Regions from separate parts of the Mus musculus genome. Here all the other regions are linked to region 1. A link is a loop called in an ENCODE intact Hi-C map of the cell type or tissue named here. Cell type or tissue: heart. All regions are shown on one strand.

Region 1 (5,000 bases):
ATATCTTGGAGATGGTGCTATCCTTTTGTGAAAGGTTCTGCGAAACTGAACTTCTGTATGCGAAGAAAAGAAACTAGACACCTATCTTCTACTGGGTATAATAGTCAGTGGAAAAATGGATCAAGACTTAAATGTGAGATGTGAAATTCCAGAAGACAATATAAGAAAAAACACTTAGACATTGGTTAGAACAAAGATTTGTATTGTTTTTTTGTTTTTTTTTTCAGTATGTGTAAGGAACGTGAATGAAAAAAGGGAACAAAAGGGAAGGACATGACTGCTCCTAGGTGTGGTGAAGGAGAATGTTTATTGTAGATAAAAGGGAGAGCACAGCCAGAGTTGGGGACAACTGGAAGAAGTCTGAGCTGACACTTGTGAGGAGAGGGGAAAAGGGAGAGGCAGGAGAGGAGATGGTAAACAAAAGGACCAGGTATGCAAAATGGCTGGATTATATGGGAAGGGCTGGAGACATTTAGAGTAGGAGGTGGGGTATGCCATCCGTACCCTGAAACAGCTAGGAACTGAGCAATGCAGAGGGAACCTGACAACCAGGTCCATGTTGGCTCTTTGTCATGGGTTTGAGATCTAACAACTTTTCCAAACAACCATGGCAACAAATAATCTAAATTAGAAGTGGGCCAATGACTTGAATAGCCATGTCTCAAGAAAGGATGCATACATGGCCAAAAAAGCATAAACAATACTGCCCGCCATCGCAAATCCCCAGGGAGTTAAAATAAAACCACAACAGGATATCAACATGAGAGAGATGAGAGATGGAAGAGAGGGACAGTGATAAGGATTCTTACAAAGGGAAAGTAAGGAAGCTGGGCAAGGATGCAGAGAAAGAGAAACTCGATCATGGTTAATGGAAGTTTAAGTTAGCGTAGACCTATGGAAAACACAATGGAAACTCCTTAACTAAACAGGTGATAGAACTACCATATGGTTCACTCATCCCACTGCTGGGCATACATCCAAAGAGAATGGAAAACACAGTCAAATGCTCTGTACTCTTATGTTTATTGAAGTAGCATTCCTTTGCAAAGATATTGTAATAGAGAAATGGCATTCTTCAGTAATAAAAATAATGAAATAATGGAATTTACAGAGATGTGGATGGGACGGGAGGACATTATGCCTGCCAAGTGAAGTAAGTTGTCAAAGAAAGGCAAATAGTGTATGTTCTGCTAGCTAGAAGCTAAAATGTTGGCATCAAAACTGGAAAGAATTGAATAATGATTGCCCAAGTTTGGGAAGTGTATTTGGAATCTTTAAATAGAAAGAAATGGATGTTTGAGTTAAAAAGATTAAAAAGGACTTACCTATTACCCGACTGGGGAAGGGGAAGTTCATCAGTTAGAATGTTTGACTAGCTGGATACCCAGCACCAGCCACATTAACTTGACATAGTAGTCATGATTGAAAGAGCAGTACTTAGAAGGAAGAAACAGGAGGACCAGATGAATGAAGTCATCTTTCGCTACACAGTGATTTTTGAGGCTAGCTCGGTATACCTGGAACTGGTTTTTAAACGCAGGGATGGGTCTCTGTTATTTCTGGGCCAGCAGGAGACCTACAGGTTCTCAGAATTTTTGAGTCCTCATCTATGCTGGCTTAGAGATGGTGGTGGTGAAATTTTGGTTCTTTGGCTTTGCTAAAAAAAAAAAAAAAAGCTGCATTCCTACAACGTGGTGATTTATTTTAAAGGGTTCCCATTGGTATGTTTACAAAGCACTGTTTGTGCAAAGCACGGGAAGCAGAAGATGAAAGAGAAGGTGGACTCAGTGGACTGGGTGTAACAGATGGGCGAAGGTGGATGGAATTCTCCACTGTGCAGGGAACTGAGCACAGCAGGCTGGTACTAAGCACCCCGCGGTTGCTAGAAGCTACGCAGGCGGCAGCCAGGGGCCCCTCCGGAAGAGGCGGGGCTCTGTGCTCGCGCACGAAGCCCTCTCCCGCGAACGCGCGGCGCGCCCCAGGCTCCGCAGCCGAGCGCCGAGCTTTCGATCCGTCACTCCCGCAGCCCTCGCTCGCGTCGCTCGTGGCTCCACCCGCCATTGTGTAAGTGCGCGGCTGCCGGCGCGGGCTGGCGGGGCGGGGGCGCGGGAAAGAGGGAGCGAGGGAGGCCGCCCCTCGCCGCCAGTCCCCGGATGGAAGCTGGGGCGTCTGGGTGAATAGAGGCAGTGGCCGGAGCTGGAGCCTGGAGCTCGCTTGAGATTCCAGGTTCTCCAGCCTCTGCCTGGGACTTTCCCCCGCCCACCGCTGCACCTTCCTGGCCTCCCGTAGTGCCGGGTCCAAAGTGCCTGCTGCGGGATGCTTACTCCTGTCGCAGAATTACGTTTGGGAAATAACTTGGGACTTATTTTGTTTTCCATACAGAATCCATTCCCCGCTATGGAGCATGCCTTTACCCCGTTGGAACCCCTGCTACCTACGGGTACCGTATTCTTTACCATGCTACAGTGTCAGCACGAGCCCCGCAGAGGGACCTCATTCCTACCCTGAAGGCCTTAACCGAAAACTCCATTTCCTTTTTCCTGTGCGCAAGTTAGCAACCACACCTGTGCCTCTGTTTCCCTGTTTGGAAAGTGAACATAAATATTTAGTCTTTGCCCTGTAGAACTTTTGTGAGGACTGAGCGAGTTGATACAGTTTGTATCCTCTACCTGATATTCCAAGAGTAAACAACCAACATGCCAAACACACATATCCAACCGTGGAACATTTGACACTGGGAACGTGAGGGATGTCCATAGCTGTCTGTCAGGGACGTTTCTAATCATCTTGAAAGTACCTGAACTTAGTACAAGATCAGTACATGGTTACATACAGTGTCTTGAAGTTTTAACCCTAAGGCTTTTAATTTTTATTATAAAACTTGGTGCTGGGGATTGAGTCCAGAGCCTTGAAAATGCTAGGTAAGATACACTTATCAGTAAACTGATTACCCAGCCCATAGGATTTTTATTTCTCAAACTTTGAAGTTATTGTACTTCACATGATGACATGTGGAATGAGTTTTATTAGTAGCATTTATTCTTATGTAATTTGACTACAGTGATAAATTGTAAGGCTAGTTAGTTGTATTTAATTTTCAAGTTACACTTTTTATCTATGGATGTTTGTGTAGGTACATGTGCGCATATGCATATGGGGGTCAGATGTCATTCTGGGGTGTCATTCCTCAGGTGCTGTCATCCACTTTGTTTCTGAGTTTCTCACTGACCTGGAAATAATTGATTAGGCTAGGCTGGCCAGCTGGCCAACTGGATAGGGACCCCAGGTATCTTTCTGGGGCTACCTCTCTAGATATAGGATTATACGCATTAGCTACTATGCCATGTCTCTGGTGTCTATGGTCCTGTGAACCACCTTGTATACCTCTAGTCTACTGTTGATTCTTTTTATCTTATATAAGTGAGGGAAATAGTGATAGATTGAGAATTAAAACAGGTTGTTTTATTAATGTGGTTATGAGGTTTCCGGTTTCTCACTGTAAACAGTTTTTCAGACATAAAGCATCACAACATCTTGCAAATTAAATTTCACAGTTTTTTAATTATCTAATAATGGCAGAACCAATAGCATTTCCAAAAATAAGCATTTGATCCTGGTGGGCTCGCTGTCCTTCAGATTACTTATTAAGAATGTTGGTTTCTGAAAAATCGTCAGTGTTTTCTGCCTTGAAAGTACAGAGAGGGCTAAGTGGTGTAAGATGATGTTGAAGAATTTGAATCTATGGGTTTTAATGTTAGTCCTGCTGCTTAGTGGTTCTCGGACCTTACACTTTTGTTTCTTCATCTGGAGAGCAGAGGTCTGTCCTGGGGCTATTGGTGCTATCAGTGAATTCATGTGAAGCAATTCGATTCAATAGCTAGGAGTTGTTAGATTCAATGGCAAAGTCTCAGAGCAAACAAAATGGCACTGGGAGTTCAGGGCCAGTTCTGAGATGGGAATAGTAATGTATAGGAATTGAAGTGCTTTGCCTTCGATTTTATAACCGGCTCAGTGGAGAAGCCTTGACTCTTTAATTTTGTGCACTTTTATGTCTACACTGGAGCAAGGCCTGTAACACTGTGGTGTAGATACCTGTGTCAGATACAAAATTGCCAAGCCAGGATCAGTGTTCCTTGGGTGGTTTTTCAGAATTTCTTCCTCTGTATTCCTATCTCACTTTTAACTTTGGCCTTGAAAACAGGGACCACAGGCATGTTTCTGCTGACTTTAGGTCCATGTAAGATGGAGTAAAATTGAATGGTAACTCTGAGACCAGCACAGTGCCTAGTCCCATTTTTATTGGAGGGCTTTTCTTTTTTTTTAATCAAGTAAATAAAGCCTTCCCCAAACCACTAATATTTTACTGTCGTCTTCTGGAAATAACTGTTAATACTTATTTCAGACAGAAAGGATATTTATTATACATTGTTTTGCAGATGACTAGTTTGGAACAGTGAGTTAAAATGTGTATGTATTTTAACTTTGATGTTTTATGAGATCCTTGTACATTTTTTTCTGAAAGAAAAATAGAAGTGTTTGTAAGTAAACAGACCATTCTACTTAGCTGGGGTCTCAGCTTAGTGGTAAAGTATGTGCCTTGCAGGTCTGTGCCTTATGCTTGTGCTCCATCCTCCTCACTAAAGGCAAACAGCTTTACACCTTCTTCTCAAGTGTGGGCTCAAATGTTTAAATACCTAAACTTAGAAACTAACACTTCCTCCTCTCTATCAAGTTCCGTTGACGTCTTTGTTGTGGATCATATAAACATCTTACTATTGTTTTCTCCTTCCCTTCATCCATCCCTTCATTTCTTCCTGTTTCGTCACTTCCATCTTGCTACACAGTGAATTCCTCAGAGCTTCTGGTCACCTCATCTCTTCCGGTTGTGATGACAGATGCCTATCACCACCACACCTGATGTGATGTGGTAGTGGGGATCCAATCTAGGGCTCATGGTAGGGTGCGAGTACTTTGTGCAACCTAGGGTGCGTGTTAGGAAA
Region 2 (5,000 bases), 400 kb after region 1:
CAGTTATGAAAATGCAGTATGTGATTTACTCTAATCTAGCTCTTAAATATAAAATGTATAAATGATACATAATGTGACCTTATTCTCTCAGCCACATGTTAAATAACCTATTTGCTCACTGAAACTTGCTCCTACCTGCCTCAGAAAACTATGTGACAAACCCTGTTATCTTTCCTCATCAGCATCTGTACTGTCTGGAACCCTCTCTCCAATATCATCATACCCTTAGAAGAAGGGTAGTGGCATGCCCCTTCAATCCCAGCAATCAGGAGGTGGAGCCAGCAAGATCTTTAAGTTTGGGGCTAGCCTAGTTTACTAAGTGAATTCTAGGTCTGTCAGAACTACAAAGAGAAACTCTGTTTCAAAAACCCAGGAAGAAGGAAAGAGAGAGAGAGAGAGAGAGAGAGAGAGAGAGAGAGAGAGAGAGAGAGAGAGAGAGAGATAAGGGAGGGAGGGAAGGAAGAAGGAAGGAAGGAGAAAAAGGGAAAGAAAGAAAGAAAGCCACTTAATTGTTTATACCCCAAAGTTAGCACATACTGTTAGTTCTTATATTTAATTCTAACTTAATAATCCTATGCAAACAGGCATGACCCAGCTAGAATATGGATAAAGCTAAAGGAAATCTGTAAAACATTCATATGAAGGCATTAGAACGGAATTTTTTTAAGCTACCTATTCCGTTAAGAGATGAAACATCCTCATATCCCTCTCATCTGGGATGACTAATCACTATTTATCTGCATACAGGGAGAGACAGGGCACAGCACCACAGGGAACTGGTTTCTCTCCAGACCAGAGACATTTCACATCTTCAAGACCCCATAGACAAAGCTCCAAGTGATCCCATTAACAGAACAGTGCAGAACACAGTAAGACCTCCACAGTCTCACAGAGACTCCACAACCAACACTTTAGCTCTTGTCCATTTCTAATTATCCAGGTGTAAAAGGATTTCAAAGATACCCTTCCTTACCTCTTGGGATTGCTTCTGCATTTACAATGGCATCTATACTTCTGCCTACAGTAAGAAAACAAATCTCCCACTTGGAATTTGGAGGAATCCAAAAGATACCCTCTTCATTTCATTTAGCTCATATAATCACCACATAGATATGTACTTTGATTTAGTGTTTGACATTACTACCCTCAATATTCCAGACACCGAAATAAGTATAGTATGACACCAGTGTTATAACTTGTCCAACCAATCCAGTAAAGAATGGAATAAGCACCTTTTTACCTATTGTCCAATGTCTTAGACAATATCATGGGTTGTCTTAGGGGCCAGGTGGTCTTATATAAGAGCACTCTTAAGTGAGGATGCTTATGCCCTTAGGCCTACCAGTGACTATGGGGCCATCCAGTCAAACAAGGTGTGACTTGTTTGTCATTGGCATACAAATGACATTGTGTACTTTACAGACACTCCAAGTGGCCAGCTTACTCTACACACATTGCAGGTACAGGGTCCTGTTTACAACACAGGCTAACACCTGTTTGTGTCTATACCATTCTCTACAACATTATCTCAGGAGATCGCACTTCTGTCCACACCAGGGTAAGTGACTATTCCAGACACCACAAATGACGTCTATCCCAAAGACAGGCAAGTCCATAACGTGACCACACACAACTTCAGACAAACCACATTATGGGCAGCCATACCCTCCAGGGAAAACAGATATATGAAAACTTTGGCTACATCTTCAATTTCTGTATTCTTTTGAAAAGAGGTACCCCTTCACATTCCTTCTGACTTGTCCCTCCCAATGCTTACATCTCTCTTTTACCACAAACTTAGAATTTAGAAGCTGTCTGTCCTCTACTCAGCCTCCCCCTTGTCCCCTCCAAGTCCTTTTAAGGTCCATGGGTTCTGTCTTAGACCCGAGGACTGGTTAACAAATGATGACTGTTTTGATAGAGCCAGAAGCTTGCATACCCCAGGTGTAGATAAAGCAGGAAGTGTGGGAAGAGGCCACACTGGGGGCTGTTTCTCTGGGACTTGGTGCTTTTGAAGTAAAGCTGAGAGCACAGTGGGAGAGCAAGGGAGGAAGGAAGCTGAAAGGAAAACCACCCTCTCAACTCTCCAGTTTGGTGTGCCCTTCCCCCTCAGTCTGACACAGCGCTGGCCAGAGTTCACTGCTAGGCCGACAGGAGGACAAGATTGTCCAGAGAACCCAAGATCCAGGAAAGGGGGAGGGGAAGAAGACTTGAAAACTGAGGCTCTAGGGCTAGCTCTCCCGGATCAGTTCTGGAAAAAGGCATTTATAGAAGATGCCCCAAACTAGGGCTCTGAAAATGGGCTACCGCACCGCGATATTCCGAATAGCTCTCTTACACGTTCCTTAGAACCTTGTGCCGAGGCCAACAAGAAACTCCCTATACACAGGTAAATGGGGGAGAGGGAACTCAGGGCAAGGATCCCTGATTCAGATTTCAGAGCCTTAGTTAACAGCGGAGAGAGAGGTGTGTACATAGATTCACACATACGTAGGCATGTAAATGCCGCGAAGATAACGAAGCAAGGCCCAGGCCTGGTTACAAAAGAAAAAAAAAAGACACTTCCAGGTAAGGAACCGTCTAGAAACTGAATCTCAAGAATTCTTTATCATAGGAGTTAGCTTTCCCCAGGGCCCCGACTTTCCGGGTGGAAAAAAGTTCTGATTATTGGCCCGGGAACATTGCGGGGCAGGGTGCCCATTTCCAAGGCTCAGACCTGGTTGGAAAGCAAAGTTTGCCAGGAGGCCATTCCTTCCAGCTCCCTTCCCGGTCCCGACCAGGTACTCAGCCCCTCACTCGGAGCCCGGCCCACTGGCCCAGCCCCCCATTTCCGGAGTCTGCGCCCCGGGACCTGGCCGGGACTGGTCCCGGGGGAGGCCTAGTTCTCTCTTCTTTCCCGCCCCTGCCTTACCTCCACCCGGCTCCACGACCACCCAGAGTCCGGGGCTCAGAAGAGAAGAGAGCACCCACCTGGTCGGAGTCACATGCTGCCCCGGGCTGGCCCGAGAGTCCCCTCCAGGTCCGGGCGCCCGCCGCGGTCCCCAGCCAGGCCAGGCCGCCCCGGCGCCCCACCCGCGGCCCGCCCCTGCCGCCGGACGGGAGGGAGGGACCGGCTTCTCCCAAGGAAGTTTCAGGTGAGGAAACAGGGACACACCTTCCCGGGGGAGGGGCAGCTCCGGGCAGAGCTGGGAAGAGCGAGCTCCGCGGGATTGAGCTCTACCCACAGCACCGGCAGGCCGTGGCCGTCCAGGGGCAGAACCCAGGCAGGAGTCACCAAGGAGCCGCAGGAGAGAACTGGGCACGGGACTCGCCGGTGTCCGGCGTGGCCCTAGACTCCCCTGCGTGTCTCTTCCTCCGTGGGTCCTCGTCAGGTCTCCAACTGAGGCTCATCCGGACCCGGCTGACTTTCTGCCCCTCGATGTTTCCGAACATCTGAGATTTGGGATTGTCAGCGTGTTTCTTTACTTGGTGTTTGCCATAAGATAAAGGGTTCTTGCACAAGTTCTTCTGTTCCTGTCTGTATGCTTCTCTATCTCTTGTCTCTCCCTCTCTACCCCCCTCTCTCCTTCCCATGTTCCTCTCTCTCTTCACTGGGTGCATGTGAAACATTCTTATGTCTTTTCTGTAGATAGCCTCTGTTTGCCACCATGTTCCAGAGTTCATTTTAAGATCTTATGTCTCAGTTTGTATGACCCTCCTCTGTTCTTTCCAGTATTCGGAGAGAGAATACACACACACACACACACACACACACACACACACACACACACACCTTTACCTAATGACAGGAACTTTGGATGTTCTGTCCACAGGCTCCCTCCCCAAACCCATTCCTGGCTCTGGGGGGTACCATAATGACTTTTTCCCCAGGAGAATTAACAGGCTCTTTGGCTGTTTTTCTTTTAGGAATGCTGTGGCCCACAACTGCAATCAGCTTTTGTGGGTAGACTGTCCCCTGATCCCTGTGTCCACCGCTGCTGCACTGGCCCTGGCAGAAGAGGCTAAGCAGTTGTTTGGAAGGCCCTGCAGAATCAAACATGACCAAGGGAGAAAGGCCTCCTCTCTGATAGTCCCGAAGCAATGCAGTGTTCAAAAAATGCCCTAGTTCCGTCATGCTCTTTTGGAGGATTAAACTTTAAAGAGTTTAGCTAGCTTAGACACACTCATAATTGCAGTGAAGTATACAGGAAATAATAAGAAATGCCAAGTCTAGGATTCGGCCATATAAGGGCAGGCCAGCATGCTTCATAAACCCAGCAAGGGCATAGAACAAGGAGTGAAGAGAATCTGAAAATTAAAGCTGGTCAAAAAGTTCCTTCTAGACTGGGAGAGAAACCCTAAGGACTCAGAAAGTCCTGATCTCTAGTGGGTGAACACATTTTGTTAACCTCTGCTGCAGAAGTTGCTGGTGTCTGTCAGCACTCCTGCTTGGGCACAGCTAGTGTGGACAGGGAGCTGGGCATTCTCATTGCTGCCCTTGGCTCTCCTCAGTGAAAGCTCACTTTCCCTTTTCTCTTCATCTGGCTCTCACAGCCTGACCTCCTGGTGTGTGCTGATTCTGAGCTGGCAACATTGTTGCTCTTTAAGTCTCTATCCTCTTTGCTCTGATCTCCAGCTCTTTTCACTAGTTAAACAGGGAAATAAATGTTCGCCAGGTAGTAAGATGTAGAAAAGTTGAAGTGATTTCTTAGGCAGTTTGCTTCTTCTTGACCCTGCCCCTATCTTCGGGGTATTCATGAATATTCAATATATAAGACTACTCTAGCTCTCCTCACCATGCAGACTGAGTTTCATTATTTATCTTTTTTTTTTTTTTTTTAACATTACTTGGTGCCTGGACTTTGGAGTTAGGGTTGTCATCCAGTTCTGAAATAAAGAGACTTTATTTGGGATCATATGTCCTCTAAAACGCTTAGATATGAGAGAGAATGAGTGGTGGGAAGAGGGCGGAATGTAAAGTCAGACGCTTGTAGACTTGAATACTTGAATTTTACCTCTGT
Region 3 (5,000 bases), 270 kb after region 1:
GTCTAGAATATTAGGCCTTAATCTCTGTTTCCAAGAAGGTAACAAGGCAAGTCTAGGCCTCAGAAGCTGGCCTGAGGAAAATTCAATGGGTTAGCAGCAGTTTCCATACTTCCCCAGCAACAGTTTCCAGCTCCCATGTCCCAGCAATAGTTCTGGAATGTCTCTAGAGATAGAGCCAACAGATTAAAAGAGAGGTCACCTACCCTGCCCTGGAATTCCCCTAATGTGATTTAAATTGGGCCTTCGAGTTCACTCTGTCACTTCCATGTTGGAAGATGGTAGACCCCAGCATGCTAAGACTTTTACAGAATAAAACGTTCTTTGCTTTTGCATACTATTTGAATCCTGGCTATCATTCTTCATCAAATCATGGACCCCCTACACTATTTTGTGGATTTAGTCAATTATCATCAGGGCAAAAGCATGACAGAGTGCAGGCTGGAGAAAGAGCTGAGAGTTCTTGATCCAACAGCAACAGGAGACTGTGTACCTCACTGGGTATAACTTGAGCATAGGAGTCCTTTAATCCTCAGCCCATTTCCTCCAAGGGGCTACACTTACTTCATAAGGCCACACCTCCTACTAGAGCCACTCCCTTTAGCCACACATCCAAACACATGAGTCTATGTGAGCCTTTACTATTCAAACCACAACACCCTCACCCCAGAACTGCTGGCTATGGATTCAAGGGCTATTGAATCAAAAGAGTTGATTGGAAATGGCTTAATTGAAATATGGCAAGGAAGATGCTATAGTCAGAGTGTTGAATGGTTCAATGTCCCCATCTGCAGACATTGTTAAGATGTGCACTCAAACCTGAGACACAGAGAAAAGTAACAGCATTGTACTGACAACTTGTTTGTGAGTGTTCTTATTCATGTTGTTATATGCTGGATTTTTTTAGAGCTCTGAGTCCCTGTTGGCTTCTTTTTGGCATCTCAACATCCAGGTAATTGAAAAGTAAAATCTCTGCAGTCAGCTTGAGGTATTAAGGGTCAGAATTGATACATTACAGCCTTCTTGTCCTTCTGTCCAAAGTTCCACTCTGCTTTCTCCTCATCTTGACATCTCCCTGCTTCTGGATGGGAAGCATCTGCCTTGAATTGTCCTCCACTCTTGATTCCTGCACTGTGCTTCTTGGGCCACATGGGCCTTGAGCATGAGAGGCTTCTTGAAGCAATGAGCTCTAAGGAGAGGATAGCAAGAGGGCATCTCATCTCTTCCCCGTCAGCTTTTTCACCTAAGTGGCTCAGACAAAGGTCAAGAGAAATTAACTGTCTCCCATGGTCTGGGTGACTGTCAGCTACAAAAGTTCAGCAGAGCATCTTGTTCAGAGCAGAGCACAAATAGAGGGCAAGGACTGTAGGGCTTGTTTCCTTTTAGCAGTGCACCTGTGCCAAGAATGCCCTTCATTGAATAACCTTTGCCTTGATGGTCATAATGAGTAACTGTTAGTCTTGCCCCAAACTGTTTATAAATGGTTTACCTACAAAGAATAATGACTACTTAGCCTTCACATATTTTGTTGACTTGAGATTTGCTAGAAAAATAAAAAGTCAAGAATTGGGGGAAAGGTACACACTGGTTCTGTGGATCCACTTGTACTATTTTTTTCTTCTTCTTATGTCGCCATTAGTGACATCTGCAAAAATGCTAAACAGTCATCAATACAAGATGACATAAAAATATGGGTTTTGAGACTAGAAGTATTGTTGACCTTTGTATTTCCTCAGTGCTTGGGCCAGCGTGCACGTCTCATCCTACCTTGGCATCCAAGCCTGGTGTAAAACAGCTCTATCTTCACCCCTTGTCTGTCACCTTCAGCACACATGAAACTTGCCTCCCTGTAGAGTGTTGCTTAACTTCCTGGGCCAGACAGTGCAATTTAAATGCCAGAAAAAATGTTCATTTGGTACTGTGAGTTCAAGTACTCACAGTAATGCTTCATTATCTTTCATTCTATCAATGAAACTTTTTTCTGACCTTGGAAACTAGCATCGGACTACACTGAACAACACACTGAAAGCTATACCACAGAATAAATAGAATCATTTTAGCAGCCCAGCCTTTGTGGGACATAATCCATTCTAAGGAAATGTTTAATTACATTGCAGACTGGAGTTGTGGCCTGCAGTTGTAAATGAGAGCTGCTGCTGCTCTCAGAACAGACATGGGTTTCATAGAGTACAGAATGATGCTTAACTAAGCTAGACAGTGAAGGCAAGACTTAGGAGCAGGGGATCATTGCTGGACCTGTAGTGCCATCTACAGAATACACTGAATAATGTCGACACCAGCTCTCGTGCTCTTCAAGTAGCATTTCTCCAAAGAATTGAGATGTGTACATGGTTAGAGTTCCTGTGCATGCAGTAATACCTTGTTACTTAGTTTTATATGTGTATATATGTATACATCTATGTATGTATATATGCTTATAAATGTTGTGTTTCCATATTTAAATGTCTAAAACGACTCCTAAGGAAATGAGTATTGCGTTATATTTTATTCTGTATTAATTTGATTGCCTACTTTTCCAAGACTTTTCTTTGATAACCCTTTTGAGGCATAGTATTTGACTTCCTGGTTACTTCAAATAAAGTCAGACTGTGACCCAGTCTATTACTGTGCTCTCCCCTTTTAGAGTAACTTCACAGTTCTTAAAAAGAACCCTTATCACTTACAACTCCAACAATTCAGAACTCATTCTATCATGTATATTTAATGTTCTTCTATGTTAATGAGTTTCTCTGACGACTTGGAGAGAAAAGTACCTCAGAGCAAGAAACTGTTAAACGCAATGGATGAATGTTTTTGAATAAAGCTAGTTGTACAGATGATGCAATCTTATGGATTAAGTGCTGAGCTAGCATGGTGGCTTGAGCAGGTGGCAACCGGGTTGTCATTCACATTCTTGTTCCTCATCCTCCTCCATCTCTCTTTGGTAAACTCTTTTACTTATTCATCATATCCGCATATTATACAATGGGAATTCTGCTTTTGGGCTGTACAAAGGATGCTAATTCCCTGACCCACCTCCAGAGAGCTTAGCATCTAGTAGAGGAGCTGGGACCAGTTTATAACAGTGCAGACGACTTTATGCACAGAATAAAGTGATAAATGAGGTGATGGAGAAGAAGCGCTGAAGTCATCAACTGAAAAGAAAGCCTTGCCTCATTTGTTTCTTAGAGTGCAAAGGCTAGAGAAATATTTTGCATTACTAAGCCTTCATTACTTTTCCAAAATATCTTGCAGCATGCTTAATAATGTATTAGGAAATCCTCATAAATAAGTAACTTAGATGTCACATTCACAAATGTGTGAAAAAGAACAGTTTTTAATTTTTTCAGCATACTTCATTTTGCATATTACCTCCAAGAGTTATATATGTATACATATATATATATACATATATATATAGTTATATATATATAGTTATATAGTTATATACATATATAGTTAGATGTATTTATAGAATTGATATTTCATAAATCTCATTATTCCTTTAGATATAATACTTAACTGTAGTTGAAAGTATTAACCCATATCCATTGCTGTAAAATATCTTTAAATGGAGTCTAGTTTCATAATATATCTATGGTAAATGCATTTGACAACCTATAAATATAATGTTTACAAAAACAATTTTAAATTATACAATCTCAAATTCTAATCATGTTAGACCTTGCACATAGACATTGGAGTTCTTTGCAAATGGCCTGTTTATTAATGGTTATTGTGTGAGTTTCCAACCATGTAAGAAAATCCACTTGGCAAACGTTCAAACCATCAGGATTAATTTTCCTTTCAAACAAGGAACATTTTGAAATCCAAGTCAAGAAATATGTTTCTGTGGTGCTTGTTGGATAAGCAGTCACAATGTTTGTGTGTGTGTTTCATATGAAGAGCGTGAAAGTCCTGTGGGAAAAGAAAGGTTCTTTATATAAGTGAGGAGGAAGACCAATATATTCAAGGAAATTCCCAGCCTGAAGTATGTATATAGGAAATCACCATGGTTTGAGAGGACTTCATGGTTTAGATTTGAGTTGAGCAGGACCATATCAATAGTTGAATACAAGAAAGGGGAAGTGAGGGTCCCTGCCAGGGTATGTCAGAAATAAACATGTGAGCTCATTGCAGTCCACCTTCACCTTTTCCTTGAAACATCTTGGAACCTAATTACTACACTATCAGGTTAAGGACAACCCTAGCAGGCATCCAAGCAATGGCCATCTTGGTGCTATTTCTATGTGACAATCCTTAGGAGTGCAGAAGTTTCAGCATAGGGAAGACCAGGTCCAAGTGTAGGACCGAACAAGCTAGCAAATAGAAAACTGCAAATAGCATTTTGCAGTCTTTTCCAAGTTTGCAGTTGCTTGAGGATTTTGTCTACAGAGATACAAACTGCAACCATTTATTTTACCTGAAGTACAAAAGAAATGTATTTGTTCCAGTATAACCTGGCAGCTAGTCACCCCCCTATTCCATAGAATAGAAAGCAAATGAGCAGGTTAAATACTTAGTGGGAGGTAAACAGAAATCAAACCAGTGTGGCCAGTGAGGTGTGAAGCTTCATGTGCGTGCACATGTGTACATATGCATATCTGTGAATGGGCATGCATCAGGCACTCCCAAATTGTAGCAAAATGGGAGGTTTTTAGCCTCCTGTTGGTAATGTTATAATCCTCAATAAGTGACAGTTATAAATGAATGTGTATGAGGTTTGAGAGCTGCATTAATTTGTGGGTATAATAAAAAGTCATTTGTATTCTGTTTAATGCTATGTCCAGAGTTCTAGTAATAGGTTCTCCCTAGAGCCTGTGTCCTATTGAGCCACAAGTCTGTGGCCCCCAAAACTGTACCTGGTATGAGTTCCATCTCTCAAAACTCAAAGAAACTTCTTTTTCCAACAAATAGCTACTAACACAGAGATGCACAGCTGGTCAAGATGCAAAGAATAGGAGAGTGTGGTGTGTTCAGTTCTAAATGGGAAATCTATTACA
Region 4 (5,000 bases), 390 kb after region 1:
AATGGGCTGAAACTTCAGATGACATAGCAGGCACAAGAACATATACTCATGAGAGAGGGCTCTGGGCTGGGGATTGAGTCAAGGTCACTGCAATGTCCACTAAGGGAATGGAGAGGGATCATTCTTACATTAGACTTTGGAAGGTGCGTTCCTGATAGGTCTGGTTGGTGACATAAGGCAGGTAGACACGGTGGAAGTCTGCGGCATGATTCAAGACAACATCACACACTTGGAAGGAGAAGATGTTGTTCTCAAAGTTTTCTTCTAGGTCTGAAAGGAACCTGTGTAATATTTAAACAGTCTCATGAGCTACTGGGTCCTCAGCCCAGCATCTGTCTGAGTCCTGTATATTCTGAGCCTGCAGCTAATTCCATGAATCACTAACTTCTCCTGACTCTCCTTAGCTCTGTGCCCTTGCTATGTAGTACCAACCAACCCCTAGGTTGATACTAGTTTATTTCTGATGGAAATTAAATAGAATTCTACTATTCTATTTCTTTTTCTTCTTTTTTTTTTTTATTCTATTCTGGTTTGCCAGTCTTCCAGTGGTTCTTATAGCTTGTGTTCACTGCGGTACAAACCCAGAACATAGATAAAATCTCAATCCAGGAAGCACTTCTCACTCATCTATATCAATAGACCTGTGACCTTCCATACCCTCCTCTTCTTAGTTTTTCCTATCCCCCTTTCTACCCCTGAAGGTCATGGAGGGAGCCCAGGCCCACTTTTATCCAGAGACTCTGACAAAGAGAAGGTTTCTAAGTGGGACAAAATCAGCTGCAATCTCAATGGCTAAGCACAGCAAGGTTGATAGAATGGAGTTTGGAAGAAGTCTCACGTGGTGCTGACATCTCGTACATCCTGCAAACGAGAGAAGAGCCACTGATGATCCTGGTTGGACAGGGTGCCCCGCAGCTGGGCTGAATGTTGGAAATGATCCACAGCTATGTTTAGACTGCGCAGGTAAGATGCTTCTGACACAATCAGCTCAAACTTGGCCTAGAAGATTGGACAAGAGGAAGATTAATGAATACTTTTATGAACTGTCTGGTAGATAAAAGTTGCTGAACAATGGTTTAGGGTTGATCACTGAATTAGCTATATCTTTTCATCAGTCATAGTAATGAAACTTAGTCTAGGAGGAACACAAGGAGTATTTGAGTATGCCAGAGTCAACTTAGGGGCCCAATAACGTGAACAGAGCCTTTATGTTTTCAAGAAACTTAAAGATACATTCATACCTATACACAAATAACTGTGATATCATAGTTATGTTAATTTACCATGCGATAGTAAACATTTTACCAACAAATAGACTGTGCTGGATCTCGTAATAAGGTGGTTAATATTTTAAACACGATGAAGTTTACTTTTAGAAAAGAAACAATTAAGTTGAGCACTTGTAGAGCTTTTATTTAAAAGAAAAGAAAAAACGAAAATAAAGCCGGAGGGACAAGTAGCAATGAGGCACGAGGCCTGGTGGATCATGTCAACCGCACAGCAGGATCTAAGCCTAAAGAGATGTGAAAATGTAAAAAGGTCAGGAATTAGCTGGGTTGCTTCTTGGTTCTGTTTTGTTTCGTTTCTTAGAATGAGAATACCTTTTAGCAATGTGTGGAAGAGGCCAGAAGACGTAAGAGCCCTGCTGGGAAATTGGGTAACATGTCTAGATGGGAGATGAAGGCCTATCACTCAGAGGCATGTGGAAAAATGCACCACTCTAGTCATCAAAGAGGACTTGGAAGGCGTTGCTTATTTGCTAGAAGTGGGGTGTAAAGAGGAGGAGCCAAAGCCACCACCCTGCTTTTGGTTAGGCAATAGGTTAGATGGTGGAATCATGGACTAAGCCAGAGAGGTCTGTGTCAGGGAGAGAGAGGAAGATGACAAGCTCAATTTTATGTCTGAGGAGAGATGGGAATAAAAAGAAACAGGATACATGAGAGAAGATGCTACAATTGTCACTTAAGAATGTGCATGAAGGCTCCAGCAGAGGGAGCAATAACTCATACACATGATGAGTGGACTCCTTTTCCCAGCATGGTCACTCAGACTACTTGGAAAACAGTAAGATAGGCATCCCTTGCTGATCACTGAAATAGCCAACCACAGCTGAACTTAATATACAAGCCCAAACTATGATACTGCAGGTTTATTCTCAACATAACCATCAAAGACCACATGGCTTAAAGTGGCTCATTTAACACTCAGAAACTCAGGGTTTTTGTTGTTATTGTTTTGTCTTTTTATATAGAGTGACCACCCCACCACCACAAAGACACTTCAGCAAACACAGTTTTCAATAGGAAGAGAGTCTGTGGAAGAACACTGCAGATTCCCAAGATGCTATTTTATGAAATGAATATGTAGCGTGAGGTGGTGATACTTAGGTGGCTCTTCTTGCAAAGTCAAGAGGGATCAAGGCTAGAATCAGGACCCTTGTGACTTCAGAGAGTTCATGTCATCTTCCCATTATTTGATCAATAAACACAGGACAGGTTAGTAATTTTCTAGACACTGGTATTTTAAAATTTCCAGTTAAATTATATAACTTATCCAAGATTATCCCATTAATTGAAGCCAGGCTTACATCATCTAAATTCAAATAGTCAATATTTTCTGACTGACTGTTCTGTAGTAACCATTTATCTTTCTTATTCTCCCAGTAACTCTGTGTATCTGTTTTACAAAGGGCTTAGAGACAGCAAGGTGACTTGGCCAAAGTCAAGAAACAGATAGTAACAAAGGCATCGTGTCTCCATCACTGTTATAGAACACAATGACTTAGATATTAAGTCTACCCCACTGTGCCCTATTTTCTCCCTGGGAAGGAATGTTCTACCTCCTCCTTCAGACAAATATAAAAGCAGAATCTGCCCAAGAAAAACTTACTAATGCTCACTGCTTAGAACCAGACAAGCAGTGTCTCCTGCAGTCCTAGTCCTGGGGATGATGACCAAGCGGGGATATAGTAAAGCCTAAGTGAGATCAAAGAACCAAAGGAAAACTTTTGGCTGTCCTCTTCAAAAGACCAGCAAAAATGAGTATATGGCTTGTGTGAAACACTTGTAGATGTGGAGAGGAGATTATCTCGATGAAGTTACTCTCACACCCCTCCCAACAGATTCCAAGGCAAGGTCACTCTGTATGAGTTCAAGCCAGTACAGGAAAGAGTAGACGGCACATGCACGAGTGAGGGAAGAAGGGAATATGCTGGATTCTCAGAGCACTTCACATTCTTCAGTGTGGCACTGAGCAGTCACTATGTATCCAGGTGAGCCTGGGGTGGGGAGAACCTGCTCTTGGTGGCAGAGGTGAGGAGGAGATAAAACATTAGCGAATCTGACTTTATTCCCCTTGCTTTCCCTTGCCCTGCCCTGGTGGTACCTCTTGCAGTTTTTGATCTTCATGGGTCATGGAGAGCAGCACTGTGCTATTGCGCACCACAGGGATTTCCTGCCAGAGGGAGCCACTGGAGGCCATAGAGAGGCGCTGTAGGTAGGAGTCTGAAGAGACCAGTGCCTTTCGACGATGCCGTGGGGAAGAGAGCCCATGTGGCTCGGCCAGGCTGTCCAGCCGCTGCTGGCTCTGAATCTCCTTGTTCAGAACAACATCACTGTACTCCTGATAAAGTAGCTGGGCTACGGGTGAAGATACATAGGAAAAGGAGAAAATCCTGAGAAAACGAAGTGAGTAGAAGCCCACCAACAGAAACTGGCATCTATGGCTGACCTCTGGCAACCATTTCTCTGAACACCACCATTCAATTGCTGGCAGTCATGAGTCCCTGTCCCATTTTAGACAGAAAGCACACACAAGCCTATAGATCTGCTTTAAAGTACTCACAGGAGATGAGCTTGGAGCAACGTCTTGAAAAGCCTCCCATCCCCTCCTTTGGTTTCTTCTCCCTGTGGAGTAGGCAGGATTTGAGGTTGCTTACTGACTGTGAGACAGCAGACCCTGAGTGACTTTAGATTTAAAATCCTCTAACCTTCCATATACATGCTGGGATGACAGGACTGAAGGAAAGTTGCTTCAGCCGTCCCCATCACGGGTCCTTCCATTCAACCCTTCTTCCTTATCTCATAGTCCAGGGAGATCTTAGGACTTAGGGAGAACTTAGAAATGCAGTGGGGCATCTCAAACAATAACTCTACTTTGTAACTCAGGGGTCTTTGGGATAGTATGTGAAGGAGACTGCTTTATAGCCATATGCCTTAGGAGGACAACAGGTGACTCTGACACAGCAGGCAGAACTGGGTAGGTACAAACACCTTCCTTCTCCGCAGTTGTGGTGCCTCTTTCTTCCTCTCCTTACTTTTTAGACATAAAAGCACCAGCAATTCTCGATTCCAGGATCTTTATCCACTGAATTCTTACTAGAGAAATCTTAGTGTCATAAATGAAGACAGTACAGTTGAATTACTGAAGAGTCAGGGCAACTCACCGGAAAACAACAGAATCTGAAGAGCCAGGAAGTCTTCCCGCAGCTGGATTTCGTAAATCTGAAAAGTGAAATGGGTGGCACAACAAGGACATTTAGAGTAGGTGAAAGGATAAGCAGGAGCCACAGCTGAGCAAAGGGAAGACAGTTCTATTGGAATCTGGAAGAGAAGACAATGATTCCAAAGGTATTCTAAAGCCCAGTACCTACTGTGTCCCTGGCGCTCATGTCAGGGTAGAAATTCCAGAAGATATATTAGCTATGCCCCCAGCCTTCATGCAAGACAGGAAATGCACAAAGTAAGGGTACTTTAAGATTTTCGAAAGATACAGCAAATGAAGGAGTCTGGCAATTTCAAGAAGAAGTGAGTTTCAGGGGAAGCAGAAGATGGAAAGGTAAGAAGGGTGGCGGAACATTCTGACAGGATCATGGTGGGTCATGACTTTCTGAGCTGATGTAGGTGATGCAGGTGAATGAAGCTGCAGAGAGAGCAATAGAGACCTCGCAGATGGAAGATGTACAATCAAAAGCTTTGTCTAACATAAATGGTTCTAGAGTC
Region 5 (5,000 bases), 120 kb after region 1:
CTCAGGGCCCCATCCCCATTTTACCTTGATTTAGAGTTGTAAGGACTAATGCCCTTTACTAGATTATAAATTTCTAGTGATCTATTGCTTCCTAACTTTGCATAATGCTTTTTAATTATTTACTCTCTCATTTTATCTTGTGAAGATGTGCCTTATACCCTTCACTGGGTGGTGAACTGCTCGATTTTGGTAATCACACTTAATCATCTTTGCATGCCTCTAATATCTAGTGCACTAATGAGCATCTGAAAACTTATTGAATTAATGCTCTTTCATTGATATCTCAACAGAGATGGCACTGAGACTGAGCTTTTTTTTTTTTTAGCAAGGGATTTCTCACTTGTAAAATCAGATTTTAAGTATGTTAATGCTGAAGAAATATTTCATAATTGCATATATTATTTTTGTACTATCATAATTATATGCAGTATAATGTTTTGTATCTAAAAATAATATTTATTTTTGCTTAAAATTACTTAGCTTGTGTTTCCTTTATGACAGACTGCTACATTATTTTGTATACTAATTTCTATCAAATATTTCTTATTCTGAGCAAGGTACTTAGATTTGAATTCATTAATAGTTTGAGAACAGCATATAGTATGTACATCAGTGCTAAGTGTGAAATGTGTGTGTGTCTGTGTGTCTGTGTGTCTGTGTGTGTGTGTATGTGTTATTCATGACTGGGATTTAGAGATTTTTCAGGCTAATTTGCAGAACAGTCTTAAGAAACAGCTATGACTTGATGGTGTTCTGTTTAAGGATATTTGAGATGGTGAGGGTTGTTTTCATCTTTTGTTCTGAGTAAATGATGCATACAGAAATCTAAATAGGAAGTCTTAGAGGTTAATTTTATGTAAACATTATTTTAGGTTGCTGAAATGCATAGGAAGGATTGCTGTAATTTACAAGACAGGCATCTCAGAGATGCTGCTGCATTCATACAAAGGTTCTCTGCTGAGTACACTTGCTCAGTGATAGGACTGAGGGGAAGTATGTTTAGTAAGAATAACAGAACACATCTTGCCTTAATTTTCTCACTGTGAAGATTTCAGAGCAGAGGCTATAACTCAGTGGTGAGGTGAGGTGATTCTCTAGAATGCAGAAGACGTAGCCCTGGACAAAGTTCCCTTTTCAAACTTATAGTTTTTTCTGTGCTTGCAAGTCCTCTATCAGCGGATTGGCCACACTTCCCAGAGGATGACTGTTATGACCCTAATTATCCCTATTAAACTCTGTTCCATGTAAACCAGGATGAAAATCCAATTGAAATAACCTGGGCCTGGGAGAGAGCTTAATCAGTATGGAAGGCCTAAGTTCAGGTCTCTAGTACCCACATGACAACCTGAGGTAGAGCCCTAGATTCCACATGGTAGCAAAAGAGAGCTAACTCCTGCAAGTTGTCCTTTACCCTGTGTGTGCACACCATGGCATGTCCCCCAGTATTCCAAACAAACAAACAAATGCCCCCTCCCCCAATCAAATATTTGTGCATTTGCTCATATTCGTGTGTATCAGTAATGTATTTGCTGTTCTTTGCTGGTGTGTAATCTTCTAATGACTGGGGCATTATGTATTTGTGTATCTATTCAACACAATTATCGCATCCTTTCTGACTTATTTTTCTGAACTTGACACAAGCTCGGGTGGCACAGGCATGTATACTAGAAATGCTGAGAGTCACTAAACCAGCAGAGCTGTCTGACATAGTTAGTTCCAGCAAAGCTGAACGCAGTCACTGTCATTCCTATCTCCTACTTTTGTGTTTTGGTCTCTGTGTCTTCCATTCTTGGGGACTTTCTGCATTGTGATTAATTTTATGTCCTTTTCTGAGAAAATTATGTCTGAGTCTTTTTAGAAAAATAGTCAAATTAACTTTTTTCCAGCCCTAGCTGGAAGTCTTCCTTATGCCCTGGAGATCATTAAGCACAGATAAGTACATAGTAGATGAAGCCATTACTCCAGGGCATCTTCTTGGGGAATCTGCTCTTGAGCAAACTCAATCAGTGTATTTGGTGCAGGGTAAGCAGAGACAATTGACAAACTGACTCACCAGGAGGACAGGTTACAGATTCAAGGCCCTTCCTTTACAATAAGCTTAGAGCTCTCTGAAGATAGGGGTCATACATGATACCCTCCTGGAGGAATAAAACTCAGTAAATAAGACAGATTGACTAAAACTTCCCCTACTTTATAGCCTGTAATGAAAAATCAAACACATAATCTGTACTTCTTGGATAACTGTTAGTCTATTTCTGTTGTGTGAAACCTGTGTAGATAAAGAAGCAATCTGGTTGCTGGTCAGTTCAAGCTGCATGATTCCCTAAACCACTGCCTGACTCCCTCCCCTCACTGACTCCTTATCTCTTCTGTGGGCCTTGTCAGCAAACAAGAACCAGGGAAGACCCCCTTCACTAGGGTCACATGAAAAGAGGGAACTTTAGGTGCAAAAATACCTCCATAAAATTGGCCTGTAGGCAAAACTGTTGTGATATTTTCTTGATTTAAGAATGCACCGTTGTGGTCTGTGCTACCCATGGGCAGGTGGTCCTGAGCTGTAGAAGACAGCAGGGTGCACAAGCCATAGAGAGCAAGTCAGTAAGCAGCACTCTTCTGTGGCCTATGCATCATTTCTTGTCTCCAGAGTTCTCGTCCTTCTTGAGGTCCTACCTTGGTTTCCCTCTCTTATACATGGTGATCCAGACATGTTGGCCAAATCACCTCTTTCCTCCCTGAGCTGCTTTCTGTGATGGTGTTCACAACAGCAACAAAAACCAAACTGCAAACCACCCTCTTCCTGCATTTACCTTTTTTGTTTGTTTGTTTGTTTGTTTGTTTGTTTGTTTCAAGACAGGGTTTCTCTGTGTAGCCGTGGCTGTCCTGGAACTCACTCTGTAGACAAGGCTGGCCTCAACCTCAGAAATCCACCTGCCTGTGCCTCCCAAGTGCTGGGATTAAAGGCGTGTGCCACCACTGCCTGGCCTGCATTTACCTTTTAGTTGCATCTGCCACTGCTTCTCAAGGACTGCCTCTGGATGGATGTTCCTTAGTTATACAAATTAGAACTGATGAAAATTCTGGAAGGTGTCAATAATGAGGGTTATAGAACTAATGGAAAAGACTCATAAATGGCCTACATTTTCTGCATCAGTAAAAAAATTACAAATGCTAGGTCAGTCTTATTAGATGCTTTTATCAGACAAGACTATATATATACACACACACACCTACATATACATATGTATGTGTATATGTAGGTGTGTGTGTGTGTGAGGAGTAAATTGGTGTTAAGAATTTGAGCATAAATTTGAAGTCAATAACCTCCACTATATAAAATAGTTAATTCCACCTCCCTGTGACAACTTGCCTTAAAGATGGGATTTGTTTTCACTATTTTCAAGTACTTCAGGCACAGATAGGAAATACAGCTTTCACTGTGCTTTAATGTACATGGGAAGGAGACCTGCACAAGCCTTCCTTTGGGAAGAGGAAGTACTTGGTTCTGCTTAATTTGTACAATGCACCCTGATCAGTGATTAGTCATGTGCTACTGTAAGTTTCTATTTAAAAAGTATTTATACAGTCAAATCACTGAGCTTTGTAAGCAGGCCAATACTATTGGAACTTTGAATCAAAAAGACGGATGGGAGAAATGACTAGCACATTTAAAAGAGTATTTACTCTAGAAATCTTGGTATTAAAGAACCTTACACAACAGACTGGGAGGGTATATTTATCTTGAATTATTGGGTAGATTACCTTAGTAATATACTTGAGTTGGTTGGATATCAAATGGCATAAATCACAGATCTCAGAGTTATCGTGTATGGCTTTGAATCATTTGGGGGTACAAGAAGAAGGCCAGATGTGTATGCAAAGGGCTGAGTTTGTCAGGTCATTTCTGAGCTTGGAATAAATTCTTCGAGTGAGATCACTTTTAGCAGCTGCAGGAAGTCAGTTTACAGCTAAATTTAATCAGAGGCATTGTTCTTTATGGCTATTCTATTTCATAAAGAATGTTCCTGACAGAACCTTTTTCCCTTCCTGCTCTGTGGATGGAATTCTCAGAAATAAATTACCTTCTGTTGATTGTTCAAAAAAATCTGGCATCATTTGTCAAAAGTTTGGAGTAACATATGGCTCTTTTAATTTTATTTCTTGAAAAAATAGTGATTGGGAACAATTACAAATTACCATTTTGGGTTTTTTCTTTAGTTTTAAAGAAATGATTTTGTTCTTTTTAATGATGTATATTTAACTGCAGGTGCATATGTACATATAAGTACAGATAGGTACCCAAGGAGGCCAGAGGCATCAGATCTTCAATAGCTGGAGGTATAGATGGTCATGCGTCACTTAACAATGATCCTAGGAATTGATCCTGCAATCAATTCTGGGTCCTCTGGAAGATCAACAATTAATATTAACTGTTGAGTCTTTTCCAATTTTTTTAAGGGAGTCATAAGATAGTCTCTGTCTGTCCCTTTATACACACTTACACAAATCACTTATGTATGTGGTTGCAAACAGTCATTTATATACTTCTGTTGTGGTTTTCAATTTACTAAAGTTGGAGGTTTATATTAATGGACAGAGATCCAGAAAAATAACCCTAATTCTAGGGTCAGTGTTTGGATTGTTTGGCAACATATCACCATAGGCCATGACATTTGAGTTGATGGCTATGTTGCAACCAAAGCAGCAATGTCTCCTATTGCTAGAAAACAGAAGATTGATGGTGGAATTCATTTTACTCCAGAGTTCATTATAAATTTTGTGGCAAAACATCCAAATTGCACTTACAGTAATGTAAACCTTGAGATAGCCCTGCACTCCAGGGTAGCGATCTCTGAAGCTTTTAGCTGTTCTCCTTATGAACTTGAGTTTTGCCTCTTCCTTTATTCAACAAGCATATAGTATAAACTTTTGTTCATAACTAAGCTTCAGTATGTATCTTACCAGAAACTTTTACTCATAACTCCCTATTTCAACAGATCTAA

What was found. A loop is a pair of places that touch in the nucleus more often than their neighbours do. Peaks named below come from ENCODE experiments on the same cell type or tissue, not always from the same donor. Only the 100,000 strongest peaks of a DNase experiment are listed, where the experiment ranks them.
Region 2: a loop joins it to region 1, with 2.6 times the contacts of the local background. A loop is called at or near these places in 7 of 42 quality-filtered maps.
Region 3: a loop joins it to region 1, with 9 times the contacts of the local background. A loop is called at or near these places in 11 of 42 quality-filtered maps.
Region 4: a loop joins it to region 1, with 2.1 times the contacts of the local background. A loop is called at or near these places in 5 of 42 quality-filtered maps.
Region 5: it touches region 1 in a loop (2.1-fold over the local background); 2 of 42 quality-filtered maps call a loop at or near these places.

What each region holds. Positions count from the first base shown.
Region 1 is chr6:43,663,200-43,668,199 of GRCm38, reverse strand. Tpk1 (thiamine pyrophosphokinase) reads left to right here and starts at 1,922. Exons shown (of 9, transcript NM_013861.4): 1 at 1,922-2,064; 2 at 2,383-2,440. The coding sequence starts at 2,398. In heart, a CTCF peak has its summit at 1,884; a DNase peak (open chromatin) is centred at 1,989; H3K4me3 peaks cover 1,512 bases; H3K27ac peaks cover 1,520 bases.
Region 2 is chr6:43,263,714-43,268,713 of GRCm38, reverse strand. It overlaps Arhgef5 (Rho guanine nucleotide exchange factor (GEF) 5), which reads right to left and starts at 3,070. Exons shown (of 15, transcript NM_133674.1): 1 at 2,971-3,070. In heart, a CTCF peak has its summit at 2,156; DNase peaks (open chromatin) are centred at 2,083 and 3,153; H3K4me3 peaks cover 2,374 bases; H3K27ac peaks cover 1,695 bases.
Region 3 is chr6:43,392,989-43,397,988 of GRCm38, reverse strand. The region is part of intron 8 of Tpk1 (thiamine pyrophosphokinase); the gene reads left to right. Among named protein-coding and RNA genes, the nearest start is that of Gm35113, 15 kb to the right of the region's middle. In heart, a CTCF peak has its summit at 2,272 (motif pointing left); no DNase peak of the experiment used is centred here.
Region 4 is chr6:43,275,442-43,280,441 of GRCm38, reverse strand. Arhgef5 (Rho guanine nucleotide exchange factor (GEF) 5) reads right to left here. Exons shown (of 15, transcript NM_133674.1): 3 at 4,445-4,502; 4 at 3,844-3,905; 5 at 3,385-3,638; 6 at 839-999; 7 at 129-281. Among named protein-coding and RNA genes, the nearest start is that of Arhgef5, 12 kb to the right of the region's middle. In heart, a CTCF peak has its summit at 1,980 (motif pointing right); no DNase peak of the experiment used is centred here.
Region 5 is chr6:43,545,221-43,550,220 of GRCm38, reverse strand. The region is part of intron 4 of Tpk1 (thiamine pyrophosphokinase); the gene reads left to right. Among named protein-coding and RNA genes, the nearest start is that of 9430018G01Rik, 110 kb to the right of the region's middle. In heart, no CTCF peak of the experiment used is centred here; no DNase peak of the experiment used is centred here.